Regions from separate parts of the Mus musculus genome. Here all the other regions are linked to region 1. Evidence: chromatin loops called from intact Hi-C (ENCODE). Cell type or tissue: left cerebral cortex. All regions are shown on one strand. Links, peaks and the distances in the headings refer to the core of each region. The heading gives the core; the rest is flanking DNA.

Region 1 (5,386 bases), core at 1,530-4,029:
ATTGAGGAAAATACGTAATAAAAAAAAGAAAAAATATAAAGTAAAAAAAAAAAAATAAGAAAAATAAGAGCTGGGGACTTGCACATCGTCGCATTGCACAGGCCTAGGATGTGGAATGCACTAGTTTTCTCTCCAGAACTGCCAAAAAACCCAACCAAACAACAATACTTCTCCTAAAGTCTCTTTGTGTAGCTTTAATTTAATCCTATTTTTAATGATGGTTCTTAAATTCTTTAACTGTTCTTGTAGCCCACCACCCACAAGAGGTGGTAGAAAAGAGGTAGCAAAACACCATCCAACCGACTTTCTCAAGAACCCGTAAGTTTTTCACACATTCCCTGGAGAACAAAGTCCAATCTGTTCAGATTGGTAATAAGACTTTCTATACTTTGGACCCAACCTGTTGCTCAGTCTTACCTTGTTCAGCCTCCTCTGTGCCTCACCCCACATGAATCTCTACTTCCACCAGCCTGGTTTCTGTGCTGGCCAGTGCTAATTCGGAATGTACTATGTATTCCTGGCATAACCCATCTCCTTCCAATCAGCCTGCCATTCATACTCCTGAGTATTTCAACAAATATGTTCAATATGTCTCCTAAATGCCAAATATTGAAAATCAGTTCCCATATGTATTTTAATACCCAACCTCTTTGTTTCCCACATTTTTACAGATGGCTGTACCATATTTCATCTTCCATAGAAGTCCTAGAGCTACTATTATTTTTGAGATAATATAGCCCTACTCCCCCTGTCCCAACTACTAAAGTGCTTTCTGCCCATATCATTTATTTTGTCATAATCAGGTATTATTAATACCAAACTGATTCATTTCCTAAGGTATTGTATGTCTTTATATATACAAGCTACATTTTTGGAAGTCAGGATAATTTTACAGCATCTCAGGCTTCCCCCACTCCCCATATTTCCCTAAAAGACCAGTGATGCTTGAGGAAAGTTATTTAAAAATATGCAGTATTTTTATTCTTTGCAATTTTCATGTCACGTATTTTGATCATATTCACATACCTCAACTCTTTTTCATAGGTTCTCCAAGATTCACCCTGCACTTCTCCCAAAATGAAAGAGAATCATATCCTCTTAAAACACACACACACACACACACACACACAGAGACACACACACACACACACACACACACACACACACACACACACAGACAGAGAGACACAGAGAGTTCTGTGTAAGCAACTTAGTCACACACACACACACACACACACGAGAGAGAGAGAGAGAGAGAGAGGGAGAGAGAGAGAGAGAGAGAGAGATCTGTGTAGGCAACTTAGTGAGACTCAGATCCAAATGAAAAATAGAGGCCTAAAGATTATAGGTCAGTAGTAGAGTACTTGCCTAGCATGTCATGTCGAAAAGCCCTAGGTTCAATATCCACTACCCGGCTGGGTGTGTAGCTCAGTTGACAGAATGTTTGCCTAGCATGCATGAAACCCTGGGTTTGATTTCCAGCAGTGTACTGATTCATTTCCTTAAGGTATCGTATGTTTTTATGTATACAAGCTACATTGAGGTGGAATGCTACACTTCAGCATTCCACAAGCAGAAGGATCTGAAGTCAGAGATTTGAGGCCAGCCTGAGATACAAGAGACGTTGCCTCAGAAACAGGATAAAAACGAATACAGAAGGCTATGGACACAGTAGTAAATTGCCCTGGGCAGGAAGAGTTTAGTTGATAGGAACCGTGGTGCTCTGAGAGAGTTGTAGTATTTTGTTTTGTAAACAATTTGTTGGTAATTGTGTGGAGCAATTTATTGTGGAAAAACAGAAACCTATTCTTTCTCAATTACATTATTTTACATTTAAAAAAATCCTATTTTAGACATTTAGAAGCTGTCTAAAAACAGAATGTGTATGCATGCAACTAAAATCGACAGGTAGTCTTAACTTCGGAGCCTGGCATATTGAAAGCCTTGCAACTTAAAAAAAAAAAGTTTTGTTTTGTGCTGTTTTTATGACACTATTTATCCATTTATTAACCTTAACACAGCCGTTAGCAAGAATATAAATTAAACAGGATTTCAAAGACTATCCGTTCAGCGAAAATTTCACAAGATTAAACTCTGTTTACAACTACTTCTTTCTACCAACAAAGTAGCGGGACAGCGTTCCAAGTGGCAATGACCACTGACAATCTTATTTATGATTCTTCCACCGACTAAGCACACATGACATACTGATTTAATATCCTTGCTAAAATTAGGGGTTAGATTGTAAAGGCTCATCAGTATCCTTCGTGATAGGAAAGTGGGTAGGAATGCACTACAAGGGTTCCCAGTCTTCCGGTCTCCATCTGGAAGCTCATGCCTCCACAGAAAATTAGAAAGCGCCCGGAGACTTGCAGTGAGCTAAAGCACTTATAAACCCCACAGGCCTCAAGCCTTAAAAAACACAGCGGAGCCATCTGGCAGGCGCACAGCACACTGGGATTTGTAGTTCCGTTTCTTTTGGCTACCCAGTTGAGTGGGCATTCTGGGATGTGTAGTTCCCAGGTTGTTCGTCTGCACAAATCTTTTCCTGACTAGAGGGGCGGTACGTGACTCCACGGAAGGCCCGAGCGTCACGTGACTCAGGTCACCGCACGCCCGGAGTTCGCACTGCGGCTCCAGCCCCGGCGAGTTCTCGCCCCCGCGCAGCCGTTGCCGAGGAGACCGCGCTCGTCTCGCGGAGCGTTGCGCCCCCCCCCCCCTCTGCAGTTCCCCCGCCCCCCACTCTTCTCCCACCACAATGAGGTCCTAAGATGGCGGTGGCTGCGGCGGTTGGCGCCTAGTTAGCTAATGTAGAGAAGGCGGCCATTGGGGCTTTGGGCAGTCGAGGGGGATTTGTGGGCCTCCCTTCCGCGGTCTTGGAGGAAGAACCGCTGCCGGCGGCGGCTCCTGGAGGGGCGGCCGACCGCCACTCGGCCCTTGGCAGGAGGGGCGGCTTCGTTTCCAGGTAACGCGGCCCTGGGCCACCGCGGGCCGGAGCACAGGGTGGTTCGAGGCGGGCGCGGCGCTGGAAGCGGCCTGGGGCCACGCCTGCCCGTTTTAACTCTGAGGTCCCATGGCTGCGCGATCCTTCCCCACCCCCAGGCTGTCATCGGCTCCTCTCGGCGCCGACTGACACGCTAGCTCTGGCGAGCGTCTGGGACGACGCTGGCTGGCGCCTCCACGATCTTGGGGCGTCCCATGTGAGGACCGCTCGCCCGGTGCTGGAGATTTCACCCCCCTCCAGGGTGGAGGGGAAGGTTGCCTTGTAGTTCGGGGTGATGAGTTCCGAAAGAAACTGGCCTTGGCGGCCCGAGGCCCCGGGGACCGCCATCCCTCCCAGCCCACCCGCCGAATTCCATCCTGGGAGGGGTCCCGGGCGGCCCGGATCCTCCTGGGTGCAGAGAGTCTGTGGCCCGGGAGTTTTCTGCGGTCCCTTTTATTCTTGGAGCAGGAAGGCCCCTGGAGGCGTTCCTGACTCCTGCTAGTAGGTTCTTTTCGCTAAGAAAATGTTAATTTAATAATCCTTCTCCGCGCTCCTCCCACTGCCCCTTCTTCACCCCTTCGGGAAGATCCAGTTTCTTTACATCTAGAATGGGTGGTGGGGGGGCGAGGGGGAGACTGGGGATGGGTGGGTGGGAGGGAAGCGAGATGTCCAGTGGGATTCTGGCAGCCTGGCTTGCTTTGCAGAGACTGCTGTTAAGGATTAGGTGTTCGGCCCCCCTGTGGGGGCGTCTGCGTGAACCAACTTTTCCTCTCGCGCTAGCCTGGTCCAAACCCAAAACAAAACACAAAACGTTTTTTTCCTCCCCTTTCTTTCATGGCGGTATTAGGATTGGTGTGGGAACTACGGGTGACAGATCGTGCTTTGGCGCTTAGAAGAAGCGGGCTTTCTGGGTGCCCCTACCGCCTCCTACCCCCGCCCCATAACCGCTTTCCAGACCCCGCCTTCGGTGTTCTCTGGTTACTAGAGCCGGTGTTCAAGAGCTTTTTGTGCACCTGCTTCTGCCTTTTCCCTATCACCTTCCTGGTCAGGGCCACTGGCTGGCGTCGTTAATACCGAATTTCGCACTTGAAGGTACACCTCGGTAAATGTAGTTAAAAAAAAAAAAAGAATTCTCATGCCTAAAGCTTTTTTAAAAAATAAGAGAGTAACAAGTTCTTGAATAGTTTGAGTAACAGGGATTTAATGACTTAATCAGGAGAGTACATTTTCTTCAAGGGTCTTTAGATGGCAGCTGCGGGCTATTTTCATTATATTCCAAAGTGAGTGTTAACACCCAAAGCGTTTGGAAGGATCTTAGAGACTTGGGGTATCTAAACGTCTTTGTTAATGTAAATTGAGTTTAAAATTATTTATAAATTACATATTTTTAATTATCTGAAACGATAGGTCATAAATTTAGTGCTTTCTTTCTAAGTATAAAGTGTAAGAATTTACTGGGTTTTTAAAATTTTAATAAGCAGACAGTTGCTTTGAACCGTGGAACAGAAAGGTATTTCTGAAATGGGGAAAATTTGTTTTTGACACCTTAGTGTGTTAGTTTCATATGTATTAAAGTTGGGAACACTTTATACTGGGCTATGCTGTCTAAAAGCTGGTGCAGGGTTGAAGGGTCTATTTAGTAAGCACACACTTTGGGTGTGCAGCCTTCTGACCTGCCATTTTGGTGTATCTTCATCCTTTGAGAGCTGTGCCGCTCCTACTAGCTAAATAAGATGATTTATACAGTAGTACTTTCTGGGAGTCCCTTGTCTTTAATTTTTTTTTTTAAACTCATTTGAGTTTGAATTGTCATAAGACAATTATTTGGGTAGCTTCAATTTCCAAGTCCATTTCTCTCAAGTTATGGCCTTCCACATTCTTTATCTGGCTTTATCTTTCTTTCATGATCTTTTCTGCTTGCTTAAATTTGTTATACCAACAACTGACAGGCATTGATTTAGTTATCTGAAATTACTTCGAACGTTAGTAGCCTTGCCATATTGGGATGTAAGTTCAGTTAAAGTTAAAAGAAGTCATGAAGGCTGTCTAGAAGATAAATGGCTAGGGCTAGCTTATTGATCGAGTAGTTGCCTAGCATGTATTATTGTTCTGCATTTGCTCTCCAACACCAAATAAACAGAAATGATGGTGGATGCTTGTAAAAATCCCCTCATTAGGGATATAGACGCGGGAGGTTTAAGGTCCCCCCCCACCCCCGACCTGGGATGCATGAAATGCTGTATAAAAATGAAGAAATATAATGGCTAAAGGATGAGAATAGAAGAGATTTTGTTTAAAATATTTTAGAAGTAATTGCTCTTTAGTGTGTATGTATGTATGTGTGCATCATGCATGCGTCTCTCTTCAGAAGGAATCTGAAGTTACTTCTCCCATGCTGTTTTA
Region 2 (5,386 bases), core at 1,184-3,683, 650 kb before region 1:
AAGCATCTTTGGAGTCATAGCAACAAAATCCACATGGGTGTGGCAACAGGGGTGATATTTTATCTTTGGCCATCTCGACCCACCCTTACCACACTGAGAGAGTAAAAACCCACAAGCCTCCGAGCTGCAAACAGCTCCGTCATGATGCCGCCCTCCCTGCCAGCTTCCAAACTTCCTTAACCAGACTGCTAAAAATCATGGAGGAAGCCATTAAAAGGCCATAAAAGGAATGGCCACGGGTCCAGAGCATAACCTCAGTCTCCTGTGGACTGGGTACCCTGAGAGAATCCGGCTCACCAAGAGCACAAAGCCCAACTCACTTGGACCCAGACAGCTAGGATGAGGCCCTGGAATACTGCACTTCCCCATGATTGCAACCTGGTGTCTGAGTCTGTCTCAATTAAGCAAGCAAGTTACTAGAACATTAACACCCACACCCGCACCACGCCTGCTGCTGGCCCAAGGACCAAAGGCACGTAGTCACTGCACCAGACTGCCATGTCCTGAGCATAACCAGTTTTAAAAGGAAGTAAGGAGGATTTCAGTAAACTGAGAATCACATATACTCTTCCTAATAACAGCAACACAAAGCAACTGAAAAAGTTTTATTGCTAAGTAAAATAATCTGAACAACAGAAGACTACCCAAAATACTGCACTTAAGCTTCTGAAAATCGGGAGGAAAGTAAAGGATTCTGCAGCCCCCGACAGGCCCTCTGCGGGTCTCCCAAAGCCAGAAAATGTCCAGCGAGGCTCAGGCCACACCATTATGTATACTGTGGCTGAAATATGACTAGGAAAAGGAAAGTTATCTATTGCATACGCACTTTCACACTGACAGCACCACTCAGAGGCTGTCCTGATGTCTGCACACAGCCCTCTTCACTTAATACTGTGAAGGACAGTCGCTACCATCTACAACACCAGAGTTACCACTCTCCAGAGGAGACTGTGACCTTCATGGCTCAGCCACTGTACAGGCCAAAGCTGCTCTACCTGTGCCCAGTCAACCACATCGAAGGTGTGTCCAAGCTGACTGGCACACCCTCCTGTCTTGAATACAATTCTCTTAAAGGAATTCTGCTTCTTCAGCGCATTGCCCATCAGTCAAAGCTAAAGTATATGGCACCCTGAACATCTTCCACTAGAATTTCTAAGAAGCTGGAGCACCTGTAAAAATCCATTAACGCTGTTGATAATATGATGACGACAATGATGATCATACCCCCAGGCCTACAATGTCATTTAACTTGACTTCTGATAAACAGCCTTATACAGACAGAACTAAAGAATGAAATTTATCCTCCTTTTGAAGTAGGCAATGCTCCTGAGTGAAAACTAAGTCCTACCCTGCACACTACAAACATCTCTCCAGAAGATACAAATGGAATGATGCTTGAATTCCTAGAGTAGAAGACCCAATAGTAGTAAGTACCCTGCCCAAAGCAACCTACAGACCCTAGGCAAAGCCTATCACAAGCCTCAATGGCCCCTTATTCAGGAATACAAAACTTTATCTGAAAACTAATATGAATTCTCAAGAGATTCCATTTTTTCTAACGAACAGTTGGGGATTCATGATACGTGATTTCAAGGAAGGTGACAGAGCCACATGTAACCAAAGAGTGTGACCCTGGCATTAAGACAGATCAATGTCGGAGGGACCACAGATAAGCGTCATATGGGCAGCTGAGCAATCCCAACGAAGGGACCAAAACTATTCCTGGAAAAGTACGGCTTCTTATCTAGTTACTGGGAAAACAGAAGATTCACACGGAGAGGGAAAATGTGGGCTCTTAGACCTTATACAAAAATTAACTCAGTATAGACTAAAGGTGTGAACAAAGGATGCAAAACTTCCACAGAAGTACAAGAGGAAAGAAAAGCTTCCTATTAAATCTGGTTTTGGTGTCTTATGTACAATGTCAAAAGAATAAGCATGGGGGGGGGGGGAAGAGACTACAATGAACAATAACTTTTATGCACCCAAGGAGCAACCAAAAGAATATAAAGGTAACTAAAAAAAAAAAGGAAGAATATATTCCCAAATCATTCGTTTACTACCCAAAATACATAAGGAAATTCATGTCAAAAAAAGCAAATGACGTAACTGAAAACAGGGACACTCAGAGTAAGTCAGCACACATGAAAAGGACCTCGGCACCGCTAACCTGCCAATGAAATGAAATCAACTACACTGAGAGATCGCCTCCCAACAGTTGGGCTGGGCACCGTTAGGGCAAAGCCGAAAACAAGTGATGGCAAAGACTCAGAGAAACCAGGACCCTGTCCTGTGTGTGCTGGCGAGACTCTGAAGCAACACAAGCACAGTGAGAGACAGTACAGACGCCCGTCACAACTTTTACAGTACAATTTACTACATGCTCCAGAGACCTCACTCTGGGGAAATCAGCAGGAGGCGAAGCAGACTTGCAAAGAGGTATTCACACATCCTCACCAGAGGAGGCACTGTTCCTGCTAGCTGAGAAAGTACCAGGCCCCCAAATCCATCAGCCTACCATGGAGCGGAATGTTTTCTATTTACATAGGGACGTTAGCCACCCTGAAAAATCCAACTAAACTCTGCAGTAAAAGCCACATAAAGGGATAACATTGCATGGTTCCATTACTATGCAGTATCTAAAAATCTAATCCATAGATACCAGAAGTTGAATGCTAACCACTGAGGAGAGAGAATTACTGTTTGATGGGCACAAAGTGTCAGCTTTGTAAGGTGAGTTCTGGAGTTAAATGGCACAGCAATGTGACATACTGAATTCTACTGATCTGCACACTGAAAAACGAGGAAGATGCCAAACCTCACAGCTGTCCCTTTATAACTGGCTCAAACTCTGGTAATGAAGAATACGCTACACAACAGAACTTACGCTACCAGGTTTTGCAATTCCTCAGGAATGGCCTGAGATTTCTATCTCAGTCCTTACTTTCTTACTGTTAGACCTGGGGCAGAAATGAGTAGCAGAGATGGCCACATTCTCAGAACTGCTCTCTGCTGACCTGGGTATATAACCTTCCAGTAAATGTATTTACCTACACAGTTGGTAGCCATCCAAGATGCTATCCAAAGGGTCTGAGTCAGACCTGGGGTAACTTATTGGGAACTGAGAAACATCAACACAGACACACCTTTTAAATATTTGGATCCTAGAACTTGCTTCAAGAAATGTATGACAAATGAAGTTATGAGCAAAGTAATTAATAAAATATCATAGAACATGTTAAGATTTAGCTGTAGGGAACTGAAGTTCTAATTTAGTTAAATTTAAAAATATGATTAAATTTAAAACAAGTCTAATTAAATATGAGGCTTAGATCATATTTTAACTTACATTACAAGGAAGATTGAGCAACTTTCCCCCCAATGTCCAGGGACTGAACCTGGGCCTCTGCATGCTGGCAGGTCTCTACCACAGAGGTACATCCCTAGCCTGACTAAAGTTTACCCTGTAACAGACACCAATCACTTGATCTAAAGAGAGGTAACTTCAGGGTTGTATATAAAATGAAGTCTGGGCTTACAGACTTAGGCAGCCATCAAGTGAGTGTCAAAGGTGCTTCATGGACAACAGAGATGACCACGGCAAACCGGCTGCAGGCCGCTCACACTCAGCTGACATCTTCTGTGTTGACTCGCAAGTTCTTCCCACTCCACCCACTTGAAAGGACTTGTGCAAAGTGTAAAATAACTCATAAAGCAAGAGAAGAAAATACCTATTTGTCTCAGTCTTAAACTCAAGGTTCACAGGAAGCGGGCTGAGATGAAATGTCCTCAGTGGGTGATGAGTCAGAACTTACTATGTAAGATAAGGGTTGTCCTATTTCTAAGCTGGCAGTAAATTAAAGATATTCCTCTGACATTTCTCAAGTCAGAAAATCCCCGAGGTTTTCACCTCTTCTGTCACAGCAGTCTGGAAAGGGCCAGGCTTACTGGGCTGGGAGTTTCTCTGGAAAAGAAATGGCAAGTGACACACAGCTTTCAGTCTGGGTGATGCAGGGCTCCGGTTACTATGCGCAAATGAGTCACATTGGTGGTTAATTCTAAGGGGAAAGTCATCAAAGCAGCAGCATGGAGAAAGTACCATTCAGTGGCTGTGCTTCACTCTCTCTCTCTCCTTCCTTGTTCAAGGACAGCTGAATAGTTGAGAAACAAAGACATCCGACTTCCTTTATAAAAGTCAGATTCCCCTTCACTCTCTCATCTTTCGGCTAAAACACTTGGTGCAAAAGTTGACTTTAGCAAGAGGGCAATCAGGCTAATGATACTAACCCAGCACTTCATGAAGATTATGTTAGGTATTGTAATTGAGTTTATGCATAATAACAAGGAAGTTTTATTATCATAAGGAACCAACTGTATCTCAAATAACCTGTATCTCTGAGATACTCTGGATAATAGTGAAAACCCACCTGACTTTGGGGCAAGGTTTAGTATCAAACTATAACAATCATAATTAGTAAAGATGTTAGCTGTAGCTCTTACACAGTGTCAAATTTAGACGATTAGCAACATATAAAAGCAGAAATCATGATTAAAATAAATGATTAGAACTGGGATGTAGCTCGGAGGGCAGAGTGTTCCCCTGGCATGTAAGAAGTTCTGGGTTCAATGTCCAGCGCCCCTAAGTCAGGTATGGAAGCACGCGCTATGCCCTAGCACTTTACATGAAGGGGCAGGAGGACCAGGAGTTGAAAGCCATCCTTAAACTCTGAGTTTGAGTTCAGCCAGAACTACCTGAGACTATCTCAAAAAAAAAAAAACCAAAACAAATCATAAATCAAAAGTTCTGAAGGTCAGAAAACATGCTGGGATGTATTCATAATAGCTACATGAGCAATAACAGTATCTATAAATATACACCGAGACAATCTTGTGAAACAAAGAAACAGGAATGTGAAGAGGAGACTCAATGTCACTACGAATGGCCACTAAACATGGGCACTGTTTAAATAAGAAGAGAGGCTGTCAAAGTATGTAACTGTGAAGGAAGGAAGGAAGATAAGACAGAAGAGTGGGCTTGGAGCACATCTCAGTGGTCTGCCATTGGCATGACAGGCACAGAACCCCGGGCTTGAGCCTCAGCATACACACCCACAAACACACTCCAGGGTTAAACTGGAAGAATTACCATCTCTCCCCGCCACCCCCAGTCTCCATCTCCCTGTTCTGGCTAAGTCCCTGGAGCACGAGGAATTAATTGTGACTTGTGAACTCCTCACTGGAGAGAACAAGAGGCTCACTTGGCACTCCTTCCTGGGAGGACAGGCACATTTTTTTTTTCACATCCCTCTAGGGAGCCTCTTGGTGACCTTATGTACCAATTGAGAATACAGTGAGCATATCAAGAGGCTGGTGCCAAACTGCCATC
Region 3 (5,386 bases), core at 2,887-5,386, 730 kb before region 1:
TACTAAACTCAACCCGCATGAAAGATTGATTTAAAAGTTAAAAAGTACCCTGTGCTTTCCAATCAAAGCAGTGAGACACCAAAATAAAGAAAAAGTCTCATTAATGTCATTTCTTTAGTTAGCACAGGTGTTTTCTGTGTACAGTCACACTCTCTCTTGTAAGCTGTCCTTTCTGTAATGCAGCTATTCCTTATTATCTGAGATATAAATGACCACTAACAATTTCTGCTGCTCATAAAAATAACGGTCCCTGCCGAGACAGAAAGTTTCAGCTCTAATTATGGACAAGCATACCTTACTGAATGGTATGCTATACAAAGAAATTCCTGTTTATCCACAGAGATGCATTTCTTTTTAAATTGTGATAGTAAAATTATGTATTAGTTTAGCATGAGCATTCAAATTAAGGCTAACAAAAAAGAGGAGGAGGAGGAAGAGGAAGAAAAAAATAGTAAGTCAATATGACAGCAAAGAAATTAAAATTTGCTGAATTTAATACAACCACCAGCCAATTACTGGATTCTATAAAAATTAAGCTAGACGTGAAGTGGGCCAGGGATAGAGGTGCAAGACATTGAAATATCGCCTTCTAGGGCTAATAATTGTGTGGATCAAGAAAATAGACTAGCACTGGGCGTGGTGGCGCACTGTCTCGAGAAAAACCCTGTCTCAAGAGAAACCCTGTCTCGAAAAAAAACAAACAAAAAAACCCAAGAAAATAGACTAGCTATAACAAATACACAAAATGTAGTAACAAAGCAGAAAATTAATTATACAAACATGCTAGGCAGACTGAATACCACTTATAAGAGCAGACTGTTTAATGATCAAGTATGTTTCTGGAGCTTTAGCAATTTTTTTTTTTCTAAAAGATCTACTTTGGTTTTTCTATCTTTCTTCTTTTTAAAAAGATACCCAGGAACTCACTGGTCTGAAAGCTTATTTGGACCTAGTAGCACGGCCTTGGGATTGCTTAGAGCTGAGCTGACATGCTTAGATAGGCTTTATAGTCCTCCCACTGAACGTAATCAGCTTCACAAAATTGTACATCAACAAGTACATTCTGTAACCATGTCCTCCTCCCCATGCCAAAGACGTCTAAACCACACAACATTCTCCTCCTAGCTGAGTGAGCGACTCCTCCCATCTGCAGCCTTGGTATCTTACTCTTGCCTTCTCACAAAGCAGCTCAGACTCAGTAAAAACCCATAGGAATGCCATAGCTTCCTGAGAGCACAGGGAAGCCTGCCTCCCTTAATCTCTTAAACCCAGGTGAAGCAAGACTAAATCCTAAAGCATGTCTGCCACTTACACTCAAATGTCCCTGACTCCTAATCCCTTGCCGATTAATGCAAGCAGTAAAAACTCAACTTGTCAAAATAGTTTTGTTTCTGATAGCCTTCGATGAAAGAAATAGTCCACTTTTTTCATGATTAAATTAATCCTTAGCTATCAATGAGAAGGGTTTAACTGATGGTTTTTGGTTTTTGTTTTGGTTTTTTGAGACAGGGTTTCTCTGTATAGCCCTGGCTGTCCTGGAACTCACTCTGTAGACCAGGCTGGCCTCGAACTCAGAAATCCACCTGCCTCAGCCTCCCAGGTGCTGGGATTAAAGGCGTGCACCACCACGCCCAGCTTTACCTGATGGTTTTAACAGCCCACTCCAGGGCTTAGGGGGACAGTTCATCTGGTAAAAGCACTTGGCATGCAAGCATGTGGACCAGAAGGAGTTCAAACTCAAGAATCTATGCTTAAAAGGTGCATGGCCCATGTGCTGGCAATTTACATGTTTGGAAAGCAGAGGCAGGTGGATCCCTGGGGCTTCCTGGCCAGTCAATGTAGCTTAATCAGGAAGTCTCAGGCCACCAAAAGACCCGTGTCAGTGCACCCCTCCCCCCAAACACACACACACACACACACACACACACACACACACACACACACACACACACACACGTACTTATTCACTCACACACTTCCCACTTCACCCTTACAAAAGGCATTTTAAAAAGCTTTAGTCATGTCCATACCATAGCAACATAATTATATTTTCGGATAACTTGACGGATTTTCTTCATCTCTTCATCCAGGTTACAAGCCCAAACTTCACAAATTCTTTGGCTATGATCTACGGTTGCTGCTGGCATAGTGACAGCACAAGGAGTCTAGATGTGGAGCATCAAAATGTTATACTTGATTGAAGATTTGTGTCATAAAAATACTTTACCCTTTACTTATGCACCTGTTGAAATAAAAAAACACCAATATCATGAATGTGAATTATAAAACTGGGCTGGTATAAACCTTATTTATACAAAGTTCATGACTCATAACAAAATCAAGTTTTAGACAGTTCCTTTTCTCAAGGTATACAGCTAATATTTAGAGGATAAAAGCACCACACCGCCGATTTCCCAACTGAATATAAATTTCACTAATTAAGATTTGCTCCGAGTTCAATTCACTCCACACAAAACTTTGAACCATTTCAAGCCAAAAAAAAAAAAAAAAATCAACAAAATCAAACGTTTCATAACAGAATGCTTGCTTTTATTCTTCTAACAAAACATTTAAAAATCTTACTCATTCAAAGCAGAGCAGAGGAAACATTTTTCTTAAAAATGTTTTGAAAAGCCATTAGGCAATCTCAGAAACAAATATAGCGGGAGGGAGAAAGAAAGAAAGAAAGAAAGAAAGCAAGCAAGCAGGTAGGCAGGCAGGCAATGAAATGTGTACATTTAAAAATTTCTAATTTCAAAAACTGGCAACCCAAGAGAGACCTCACGTCTCTGCCATCCACACAAGGTTCACGGTATACAATGGTAAGATAATTAATCAGACGGACAGGGACCAAACACACAATAACCCCCGACAAAACCAGCGAGTTAAAAGAGGGTGGCCTGGTGTCCCAAACTCCTAAATGTACGCTGGAGAAAACAAAAGGTGATGCAGGGCACGCCTTCTTTCTTCCTCCCCTCCGTCCTCACACCGGTCCCTACACGCGCTCTACCGACACACTGTACTTTAACCCTGCTTTCCTCCACCCGCTCTTCTCTACTGCGGTCTCAGGGGTCCCTCCAAGGGGCAGCCAAGGCCTTCTCATCCCTGAGGTCGCGCGTCCTCCGTGGGCGAGCAACGTGGAGAGAGCACGGCCGCCTTCATGTCAAGGATAAGTCGCTCGGCTGGCCGCCGGCCAGGAGCAGGGTGCCTATTCGCATGGCCTAGAGCCAGACCGACTACCCCCAAAAACCACTGCCGAGGACGAAAGCCACCGGGGCCCCAAGTAGGCCACCGCCCTCCACTCGCAATTTCCTTCCCACAACGAAGTCCCAGGTACAAAGCGGTGGCGTCATCACTGCGCGCCGCGCCCCTGACAGCCCCCACCCGCCCCCCGCCCGTTAGCACCGCCGTCCCCCCGGGCTCCCCGCCTCCGCCAGTTCCGTCCCACACAGCCACGCTTAGGCGGGCGCCATCGCGCGCGCCAATCTCGGGCTCCCCACTCCCAGCCCCTTTTCCCAAGGCGCCCCAGCACGCCCGGGCCCCCGCCGGATCTACTTGGGTCTCTGAGCTCGCGCTCCTCCTCCTCCTCCTCGCCATAGAGCTAGCACCCGGCGGCGGCGGTGGCGGTGGCGGTACCGGCGGCGGCGGCGGGAGCCCCATAGACGCCTCTCGCCCTGCGAAAGGGGGAAAGGGGAGCTGGAGCGGCGCTCGGCCCAGCGCGGCGACGTCGCTCCTCGCACGTCCCGCCGAGGGCGCGGCCTGATGACGCCGGGCGCCGGGTGGGCGGGGCCCTCCCTCAGGAGGCGGGGCGGGCAGGTGACGAACGCCCCGGCGTTGGAGCAGCTGAGCCGGCAAGGCGACCAGGCCTAGCTAACTGACCCCGGGGTGGTGGTGGCCCGGAGCACACCGGGGTTCCGTCCAGCCGACGAGTCGCCCTTCTCCAGCCGCCCGCAGTGGTAGCTCGGACCCCCGGGGCCAGGGACTCACGAGCGCGGCGTGTGGGAGACGGCGCGGCCCCTGGGCACCCCGTCCGGGCCGTGCTCGATCGCCCGGGAAGCACTGGGCTAAGCGAGGAGCAGCAGGCCAGAACCTTGTAGGGCCTCGGGCCCGGGGACCCGAGGAGGATGAGCTGGCTCTTTCCCCTGGCGAAGAGCGCGTCATCCTCCGCGGCTGGGTCCCCTGCCGGCCTCACCAGTCTCCAGCAGCAGAAGCAGCGGCTGATCGAGTCACTCCGGAACTCCCATTCCAGGTGACGACTGGTGGCTTCGGCCCAGGGTAAAGTAGGACGGGAGGGCGGGCTGCTTGCAAACACACCGTGTGCGAATCCGTAGGCCGCTCCATCAGCTGCCTCCTGTTGATGGGTCTTCCAGTGGGGTTAAGCGCTTGCTTCCCTAGTTTGTGTCCCTGGTGCCCCACCGCTGTTCAGCTCCTCTCTTGACTTGGCTCATCTCCACTGACAAACGGAGTCATCTCTCTTTAATCTGTATACAGCACCCCTAGCTCACACGCTAATTTTCCTTTTGATCTACCTGATTGTAGCATTGCCTTCGAATTGTTAACATGCTAAGAGACAGTTGGAAAGATAATTCCCAACAGTTTTATGAACTGAAAATTTAAACTGTTGCAACGTCAAAGAAAAGGGAAGCCAGTGTTTTTAGTTAACTCTGTCCTGGTGACAATCCTTTTGAGTCTGTAATTAAAGCTCACCCTGTTCCAATAACCTCTTTCTGTCTTGTAATTGTTAGAGTCTTTAGACTTCTCACTTTCTTCTATTTGGCTCCACACTTAGGACTTGCCAGACAACCATCTGCATTATCTGTTGTCTTTTGAGTTTGCTTGTTGTATTGTAGTCAAACTAGAAATACAGGAAATCAGATTATTTCGACTTTTTTTCTTAAATATAAAATTGTTTGCTGCAGTCTTTTTTTTAAATTAGATATGTCCGTGGCTGCTACAGGCTTTCAAATATTAGAGCTGCTTTGCGATATATGGATTTTACAATTAACTAACAGCTTCACAGCACATTTTATAAAGCATATTAGAGATCAACATGATTAAACTCTAGACTTTCAAAAACCTTGTCACATTATACACATTATAATATGTTATACAATATAATTATGTATGTATACATACCTACTCACACATCCATGAGATAATAACATCAAGTTATTGAACACACCATCAAGGGCTATTTTTGTGTTACACATCTATTTTCTTCCCAAGCAAGTAAGCTATAACCTAAAAAAACATTGTCTAAAGAAAAATTCACTACAAAATCAGTTTGAATGAGGCCTGTTGCTGACTGAACTGAGTTTCTTGGTTGTCAACTTCATTTTTGGTTGTAGGAAAGTTTCAAAAAGTCATTTACTGTCTTTTTAAGTAG

The links. Hi-C counts contacts between places; a loop is a spot of excess contacts. Peaks named below come from ENCODE experiments on the same cell type or tissue, not always from the same donor. Only the 100,000 strongest peaks of a DNase experiment are listed, where the experiment ranks them.
Region 2: it touches region 1 in a loop (2.6-fold over the local background); 5 of 42 quality-filtered maps call a loop at or near these places.
Region 3: a loop joins it to region 1, with 2.3 times the contacts of the local background. A loop is called at or near these places in 3 of 42 quality-filtered maps.

The regions. Positions count from the first base shown.
Region 1 is chr8:41,236,999-41,242,384 of GRCm38, forward strand. It overlaps Pcm1 (pericentriolar material 1), which reads left to right and starts at 2,761. Exons shown (of 38, transcript NM_023662.3): 1 at 2,761-2,965. In left cerebral cortex, for the core only: no CTCF peak of the experiment used is centred there; DNase peaks (open chromatin) are centred at 2,540, 3,026, 3,419 and 3,865; H3K4me3 peaks cover 2,125 bases; H3K27ac peaks cover 1,981 bases.
Region 2 is chr8:40,591,450-40,596,835 of GRCm38, forward strand. The region is part of intron 4 of Mtmr7 (myotubularin related protein 7); the gene reads right to left. Among named protein-coding and RNA genes, the nearest start is that of Mtmr7, 41 kb to the right of the region's middle. In left cerebral cortex, for the core only: a CTCF peak has its summit at 2,476; no DNase peak of the experiment used is centred there.
Region 3 is chr8:40,507,985-40,513,370 of GRCm38, forward strand. It overlaps Cnot7 (CCR4-NOT transcription complex, subunit 7), which reads right to left and starts at 3,770. Exons shown (of 7, transcript NM_011135.5): 1 at 3,556-3,770; 2 at 2,031-2,242. The coding sequence starts at 2,147. It overlaps Vps37a (vacuolar protein sorting 37A), which reads left to right and starts at 3,799. Exons shown (of 12, transcript NM_033560.3): 1 at 3,799-4,249. The coding sequence starts at 4,125. In left cerebral cortex, for the core only: a CTCF peak has its summit at 4,186; DNase peaks (open chromatin) are centred at 3,347, 3,782 and 4,247; H3K4me3 peaks cover 2,044 bases; H3K27ac peaks cover 1,789 bases.